2 separate regions of the Homo sapiens genome follow, and region 2 is linked to region 1. Evidence: chromatin contacts called from ENCODE Hi-C or POLR2A ChIA-PET data. All regions are on one chromosome and are shown on one strand. The core of a region is the stretch at or near the end of the contact, and the rest is flanking DNA. Distances in the headings are between cores, read along the strand shown.

Region 1 (3,819 bases), core at 405-2,904:
TCATTTTCTTTCTGTCATTTTCGTTTTACCCCCGCCGACTTTGTGCTGTTGGGCATTCCGCTCGCCGTTCATGAAAGCGTTCCCTCTTGCTTCATCCTGATTTGCTGCTTTTAGTTTCATGGTCTTGGAAACCCAAGCAATACACTAGTCAGGACTGTGCCCTGCATGGGAGCGAGGCCCTGCTGGGAATGCAACCAAAGAGTTAGAGTGTGGCAGCCACCGTGACTTTGGTACACTTCTCTACCTGGATTCTGGGCTGGGTTCGGAGTGTTTGCTGGAAAGTGGTCTCTGAATAAGCAGGGTGTTCCTCCGTTTACCATCAACAAGGTGCACAGATGACTCAAAGCTCAGAGGTCCTTACAACTGAAAACCCAGCCCACTGGACTCCAGGGAGCAATGAAAAACCACTTGCTACCCTTTAGGGGAGGCCTTTGAGGACCCTTCCCAGTCCCCACACATCCCTTCTCAAGCTCAGTCTGATAAGTGGCTTTCAGAAGCACTGCCTTGGCCCTGTCACGCTCAAGGAGACTGGGGACACCCTGGCAAGTTGGCAAAAAAAATATTCCAAGGAGGGGTTCCTGGAGGCACTGGGCTGAACATTTGGGGAAGAGGCTTGACATGGTTTGGGTCTGTGTCCCCACCCCAGACTCATGTTCAATTATAATCCCCAATGTTGGAGAAGGGGCCTGTGGGAGGTGATTGGATCATGGGGGCAGTTTCTCAGGATTTAATACCATCCCTCTTGGTATTGTTGGCGTGATAGTGAGTTCTCATGAGATCTGGTGGTTTAAAGTGTGTGGCACCTCTCCCCGCCAGCTCTCTTCGTCCTGCTCAAGCCATGTGATGTGCTGGCTCCTCCTTTGCCTTCCACCTGAGGCCTCCCCAGAAGCTGATGCTGCCATGCTTTCTGCACAGCCTGCAGAACCGTGAGCCCATTAAACCTCCTTTCTTAAAATTACCCAGTCTCAGGTATTTCTTTAGAGCAAGGTAAGAACTGATTAATACAAGGCCCCTCTGCAGAGAAGGAAAAGAGCAGGGACTAAAGGGTTCTGGGGATCAGGCTCCCTGGGTCCCAACCCCAGCTCTGCCACCCCAGAGCTGTCTGCGTGAGGAAGTGGTTCCCTTGCCCTGTGCCTCGGTTTTCCCTCTGTAGCAACCTCAGGGTGTTATGGTGAGGAATAAGGATAGCACTATTCCTAAAATGCCAAGCTCGGCTATTCCCCTTCTAGGTGAATACCCCAAAGAACTGAAAACATGGACTCAAACAAATACAGCCAAGCACTGCATAACAACGTTCTGGTCACGATGGACCACATTTATGACTGCGGTTCCATAAGATTATGATTCCATATTTTTACTGTGCCTTTTCTATGTTTAGATATGCTTAGACACACAAATACTTACCACTATGTTACAACTGCCACCAGTATTCAGTAGAGTAACCTGTTGTACAGGTTTGTGGCCTAGGAACAATAAGCCGCACCTCACAGCCCAGGTGTGAGGCAGGCTACACCATCGAGGCTTCTGTGAGCACACTCCAGGATGTTCGCTCAGTGACTAAATCACCTAACTACGCGCTTCCCGGAACGTATCCCCATCGTGAAACAATGCATGACTACACTTGTACAAGAATGCTCACGGCCGCTTATTCACGACAGCCAAAAAGGTGAAAACAACACAAACGTCCATCAACAGATGAATGGATAAGAAAGAAAAATGATACATACAGACAATGGAGTATCATTCTGCCATCAAAAGGAAGGCAGTGCTGACACATGCTGCAACACGGAAGAACCCTGACAACATGACGCTGAGGGAAAGAAGCCAGTGGAAAAAGACCATGTACTGTGTGATTGTACTGCTATGAAAAGTCCAGAAGAGGAAAGCCCAAAAAGACAGAAATTGATGGCTGTCAGGGGGCTGGAAGAGAGGGGAATGGGGAATGACTGCTAATGGGCACGAGATTTCGTGCTGGGGTGGAGAAGAGGTTTCGGAATTAGATAGAAGTGGCAGTTACACAACATCGCGAATTTGCTAAAGGCCGCTGAACTATGCTCTTGTTTGTTTGTTTTTGAGACAGAGTCTCGCTCTGTTGCCCAGGCTGGAGTGCAGTGGCATGATTTCGGCTCACTGCAACCAGGAGCAGTGGCTCACGCCTGTAATCCCAGCAGTTTGGGAGGCGAAGACGGGTGGATCACTTGAGGTCAGGAGTTCGAGACCAGCCTGGCCAACATGGCAAAACCCTGTCTCTACTAAAAATGCAAAAATTAGCTGGGTGTGGTGGCAGGCATCTATATAGTCCCAGCTACTTGGGAGGCTGAGGCACAAGAATTGCTTGAACCCAGGATGCAGAGGTTGCAGTGAGCCGAGATCACGCCACTGCACTCCAGCCTGGGTGACAGAGTGAGACTCCATTTCAAAAATAAAAAAATTAAAAAAAGAAAGAAAAGAGAAAGAAAACAAACCCAAAATAAATTAAGTGGGCAATTTCATATGAGGTGAATTTATCTCAATTAGAAAGACAAAAATACCTTAGCTTAGTGCCCAGCGTGTAGCTCACCATGTCACAAACAGGCTCCAGAGCCGGGAGACATAGGGCACCTCGCTTCTCTGATTCTTGTCTGTCCCCTAAAGGGGTCTGATCACGGCCCTGCCCTCAAGGCCCTACATCACAGCTGCTGTAAAGCTGGAGATTAGGAATGGGAGCTGAGGGAGGGTGTCAAGGCAGCTAAGCAGGTTAGGAAACCCCTGCCTCCATCTTAAGGGGAGAATGAACTCTTGGGAGCCCCAAGACACTGGTTCCATTCTACTGGAAATATCCGTTCTTCAGAAAGACAAGTTGAGCCACAGTTATCCTAGCTTCAAACTTTTTAAACCTGTCATATCATTTTTTTTTTAATTTCTTTTTTTGAGACGGAGTCTCGCACTGTCGCCCAGGCGGGCTGGAGTGCAGTGGTGCGATCTCGGCTCACTGCAAGCTCCGCCTCCCGGGTTCACGCCATTCTCCGGCCTCAGCCTCCCGAGTAACTGGGACTACAGGCGTCCGCCACCACGCCCAGCTAATTTTTTTGTATTTTTCAGTAGAGACGGGGTTTCACCATGTTAGCCAGGATGGTCTCGATCTCCTGACCTCGTGATCCATTTTTTTTTAAGTGGCAGAACTCTTTTTTTACATGAAATCTTTGCCCAGAGTCCCTTAAAACAGAAGGCAGGTGACACTCAGCGGGAGGTGTTGCCTTCAGGGGGGAGCAGGGCTGGGCCATGCCCCCTCTACCTCTTCCACACCTGCTATGGTTCAGGGACAATCTCTCCAAGTCCACATTTTCCCTCTTCCCAGTGAGACAACCAAGAAAGGGCCTGGCAGGGTTCTGCTGGTTTCCTTCAAGAAGGAGGCTCAAGGTGAACATGACACTAAGGGGCAGGATTGCTGTCCAGTTAGAAACTGGCTTCCGAGGTCTGGAGGGCTGTTTTGGGGCACAGAGGAAGGGGCTGGATTTGTGGTGGCTCAAGAGAGCAGAGCTAGGGCCAAAGAGTACCAGTCAGAGGGACAAAGGTGAATGCCTTCCACACCTGAGAGCTGCCCCATGGAGGCCCCAGGAGGACCAGCTGCTGGCCTCTGTCTTGCAAGGACCGCCACCACCCTTCACCTTCATCTTCCTCCTCATTGTTAAGAAGTAACCCCTTATCATCCCTGCAATAGCCCTAGGAGGCAGGGGGGTGCCATCCCCATGTCCCTGCAGGGGAAACTGAGGCACAGAGAGGCGAGGGTGCTTGCCCTAGGTCAACTGGAATTCTTATCTGAATCCGAGATTCTATGGA
Region 2 (3,819 bases), core at 529-3,028, 140 kb before region 1:
CATGTATACACGTGCAGGTTGTGCACTGCACAAGTGTGCCACATCTATGGGAGTCTGTTCACACCATAGGTTTGTATATTTATGGTGACAGTTTTCCAGCAGATGGCAGTAGAGTGTTTTAAGAAAGGGACACAATGTTCACCCAGAGGCTTCACTAGGATGGACGAGTGTTGCTTTGATAGAAGTCAGGGTGCCACCACTCCCCATCCTGAGTCCAGACACAACAGAGGGGAGGAGCAGCCATCTTTTCATTGAAAGGAAAAATCTTGCCTGGCACAGTGGCTCACGCCTGTAATCCCAGTACTTTGGGAGGCTGAGGCAGGAGGATTGCTTGAAGCCAGGAGTTTGAGACCAGCCTGGACAATGAAGTGAGGCTCTTGTCTCTTAAAAATAAAAAATAAAAAATTAGCAAGGCATGGGGGTGTGCACCTGGAGTCCCACCTGCTCAGGAGGCTGAGGCAGGAGTATCTCTTGAGATCAGAAGCTGGAGGCTGCAGTGAGCTAAGAGGTACGATCGAACCACTGCACTGCACCCTGAGTAACAGAGCAAGACCCTATCTCAAAACAAAAACAAACAATCTTTATTGATGTTGCTTTTTTTATTGAGGTGAAATACATGAAACATAAACCATTTAACGTTTTTATTTCAGTGATGTTTAGAATATTCGCAATGTGTGCAACCACCACCTCTAGTTACAAAACATCTTCCTCATCCTAAAAGAAAACCCCACAACCACTAAGCAATCACTGCCCATTCTTCCTTCCCTCCCACCCCTGGCAAACACCAATCTGCTTTGTATCCCTATACATTTGCCCGTTTTGGATATTCCAAATGCAGAATCCTACAATATGTGGTCTTTTGTGTTTGGCTCATTTCACCTAGCATGAGGTTTTTGAAGTTCATCTGAATCATAGAATGTATCAGTATTTCATTCCTTTTTATGACCAAATAGTAGTATTCCATTGTCTATGTGTACCACATTTATATATTTATTTATTTGTGATGGACAAAATTTCTCTTTTAATTTTTTTTTTTTTTTTTCACACAGAGTTTTGCTCTTGTTGCCCAGGCTGGAGTGCAATGGGGCAATCTTGGCTCACTGCAACCTTTGCCTCACGGATTCAAGCAATTGTCCTGTCTCAGCCTCCCAAGTAGCTGGGATTACAGGCATGCACCACCATACCTGGCTAATTTTGTATTTTTAGTAGAGACGAGGTTTCTCTGTGTTGGTCAGGCTGGTCTCCAACTCCTGACCTCAGGTGATCCACCTGCCCCGGCCTCCCAAAGTGCTGGGATTACAGGTATTAGCTACCGTGACTGGCCCCTGTTTTATAATTTTATTTATTTTTTCTTATGCTTTTAAAGGCAACATAAATGGACAAAATTTTGAGTGTTTCCACTTGATGCCACTTTTTAAGATTTGATGTGCAACATATATGGTAACTTACACAAATCTGAAGAGTAGAGTTTTGTGAATGTGTAAACGTCTGTGTAGCCACAGATCAAGATGTGGAACCCAGAAGGTTCCCTCCTCCCCTTTGTATTTGTCCATTTTTACACTGCTATAAAGATACTAGCCAAGATTGGCTAATTTATAAACAAAGGAACTTTAATTGACTCACAGTTCTGCATGGCTGGGGAGGCCTCAGGAAACTTACAATCATGGCGGAAGGGGAAGCAAACACGTCCTTCTTCACAAGGTGGCAGGAGAGAGAAGAATAAATGAAAGAGGAACTTCCAAACAGTTACAAAACCATCAGTCTCATGAGAACTCACTCACTATCATAAGAACAGCATGGGCAAAACTGTTCCCATGATCCAATCGCCTCCACAAGGTTTCTCCCTCAACACCTGGGGATTACAATTCAAGATGCGATTTGGGTGGGGACACAAAGCCTAATTGTATCACCCTTCCCAGTCAATAATAATCCCCCTTACAGAGATAACCAGTGTTGTGACTTCTGTCATCATAGGTGATTTGTGCCTATTCACGAATTTCTACAAATTGAATCATACAGCAAATCCTTTGTTTCTGGCTCCTGCCACACAACATAATACTTACCCAATTAATTCATGTCATTGTGCATATCAGTCGTCGGTTCTTTTTCTCCTGTTTTGTAGAATTCCATCTTATGAATATGTCACCGTTTATGTTTTCATTCTCCCGTTAATGGAGACATTGGTATTGCTCCACTGTTTGGCTCTCCCACAGTTTGTTTATTCATTCTCCTGTCAGTGGACATTTGGGTTGCTTCCACTTTTTGGCTATTGTAACTAATGCCACTATAAACATTCTTATTTGCGTCTTCTGGTGGATGGATGAGCTCAGTGCTCTTGAGCTCTTCTCCTGCACATCCAGGAGTGAAGTTGCAGGGTCCTAGGGTAGGCATATGTTTAACTTTAGTAGGTTGGCTCTCCAAAGTGGTTGAACCCATCTATCCTCCCTTAGTGATGCATGAGAGTTTCTTTCAGCAACCACCCCCATCTCTGAAAACAATGCAAACTGGTTCTCAGGCTCCCAATGGCAGACACCTACCAGGTTGGCCAGGAGGCCCCTCTGTCACTGATGGTCCAGGAAGGTATACCTGGTGACTGTGCAGTTTTCCTGGTAGAGTCTTCCTGGCCTGCCTTGGGAAGGGCTGCCCCTTCAACCTATTCCTCTGTCTTCTAACATAGTTAGTCACTGTCTTAGTCTGGACTTCCCTAGAAGCAGACACTGAGATAAAGATTTTCATTTGAGAGTTGGTCCCAGGAAATACCAATGGGACAATGGAAAATGAGGTGGAGAAGGGAAGGAAATCCTAACAAGCCCGTGAGCACTGAGGGCAGCTGGAGATTAATCCCAGGGAGGGACCCTGGGAGCCAGAGGAGAACATGGGCCTCAGAACTCTCCACTTCCCATGAGGAGTGAGGGAGCCGGGGTATTGATACACCACCTCCCATCTGTCATTGGTTGAGGGCTGCTGCCTGGGCAGAGGTGTTAATTCTAGGCCCTTGCAGCCTGTCTTAGGAAATAAGCCAAGGAAACTGAAAGTCACCCTTGACTCCATGTGCACCCTCCCTCCGTACCAACCACCATGTGCTGCTATTTTAAGCCTGAGCTTCCCTTGAATCTGTCTATTTTCTCCACAGGGTCCAAGTCCCAGACCCACACCCATCCATTTACCAACAGTGGAGGGATCTTCCTATAGTGCCTGGCTTATAACCTTGGCTCTGTGCCCTGCTTACTGTGGGACCTTGACCAAGAGATCCAGACTTTCCTGGCTTCCACTTCCCCATCAATAAGGGGTCATATAAGCGCCTGCCTTGTAGGCATGCTAGGAATAGTACATCAGTGTAGTCCTATAAAACCCTTCCTACTGTGCCTGGTGCACAGACAGTGCTATATAAGTGTTTTGTTTTAAAAATCAGTAAAATAATTGCAACCTTTTTTTTTTTTACAATTGCACATACCTCTCAGGACAAATCCCAGACTCCTAAATATGATTCATTAGGTTTTGGCTGGTCTCACCTCCACCTTCCTCTCACAGTGTGCTGCATGATGGCCCCCAGACATACATCCACGCGGAACCCGTGAATGTGACCTTATTTGGAAAAACAGTCTTTGGGGCCTGGTGTGGTGGCTCATGCCTGTAATCTCAAAACTTAAGGAGGCTGAGGTGGGAGGATCACTTGAGCCCAGGAGTTCAAGATGAGACTGGGCAACACAGTGAGACCCCATCTCTACAAAACATTTTTAAAAATTAGCTGGACATGGTAGTGCACGCCTGTAGTCCCAGCTACTCGTGAGATTGAGGCAGGAAGATTACTTGAGCATG

The links. A loop is a pair of places that touch in the nucleus more often than their neighbours do. ChIA-PET counts read pairs that join two places held with the same protein, here RNA polymerase II (POLR2A). Pooled maps may share reads with other maps.
Region 2: a loop to region 1 is called in a map of mammary epithelial cell, with 5 times the contacts of the local background. The contact joins two enhancer-like sites. A Hi-C loop is called at or near these places in 4 of 168 maps with a recorded cell type or tissue (Caco-2, HCT116, K562 and 1 more) and 10 of 50 pooled maps. POLR2A ChIA-PET finds 5 or more read pairs at or near these places in 4 of 52 experiments (SK-N-SH, WTC11 and activated T-cell).

What each region holds. Positions count from the first base shown.
Region 1 is chr16:81,579,051-81,582,869 of GRCh38, reverse strand. The region is part of intron 1 of CMIP (c-Maf inducing protein); the gene reads right to left. Among named protein-coding and RNA genes, the nearest start is that of MIR6504, 30 kb to the left of the region's middle. RefSeq lists an enhancer at 1-690. Within about 2 kb of position 1,654, at least 14 of the 41 ENCODE cell types and tissues checked have a DNase peak (open chromatin) inside an H3K27ac peak, as active enhancers do.
Region 2 is chr16:81,719,595-81,723,413 of GRCh38, reverse strand. No RefSeq gene overlaps it. Among named protein-coding and RNA genes, the nearest start is that of PLCG2, 58 kb to the left of the region's middle. Within about 2 kb of position 1,778, at least 2 of the 41 ENCODE cell types and tissues checked have a DNase peak (open chromatin) inside an H3K27ac peak, as active enhancers do.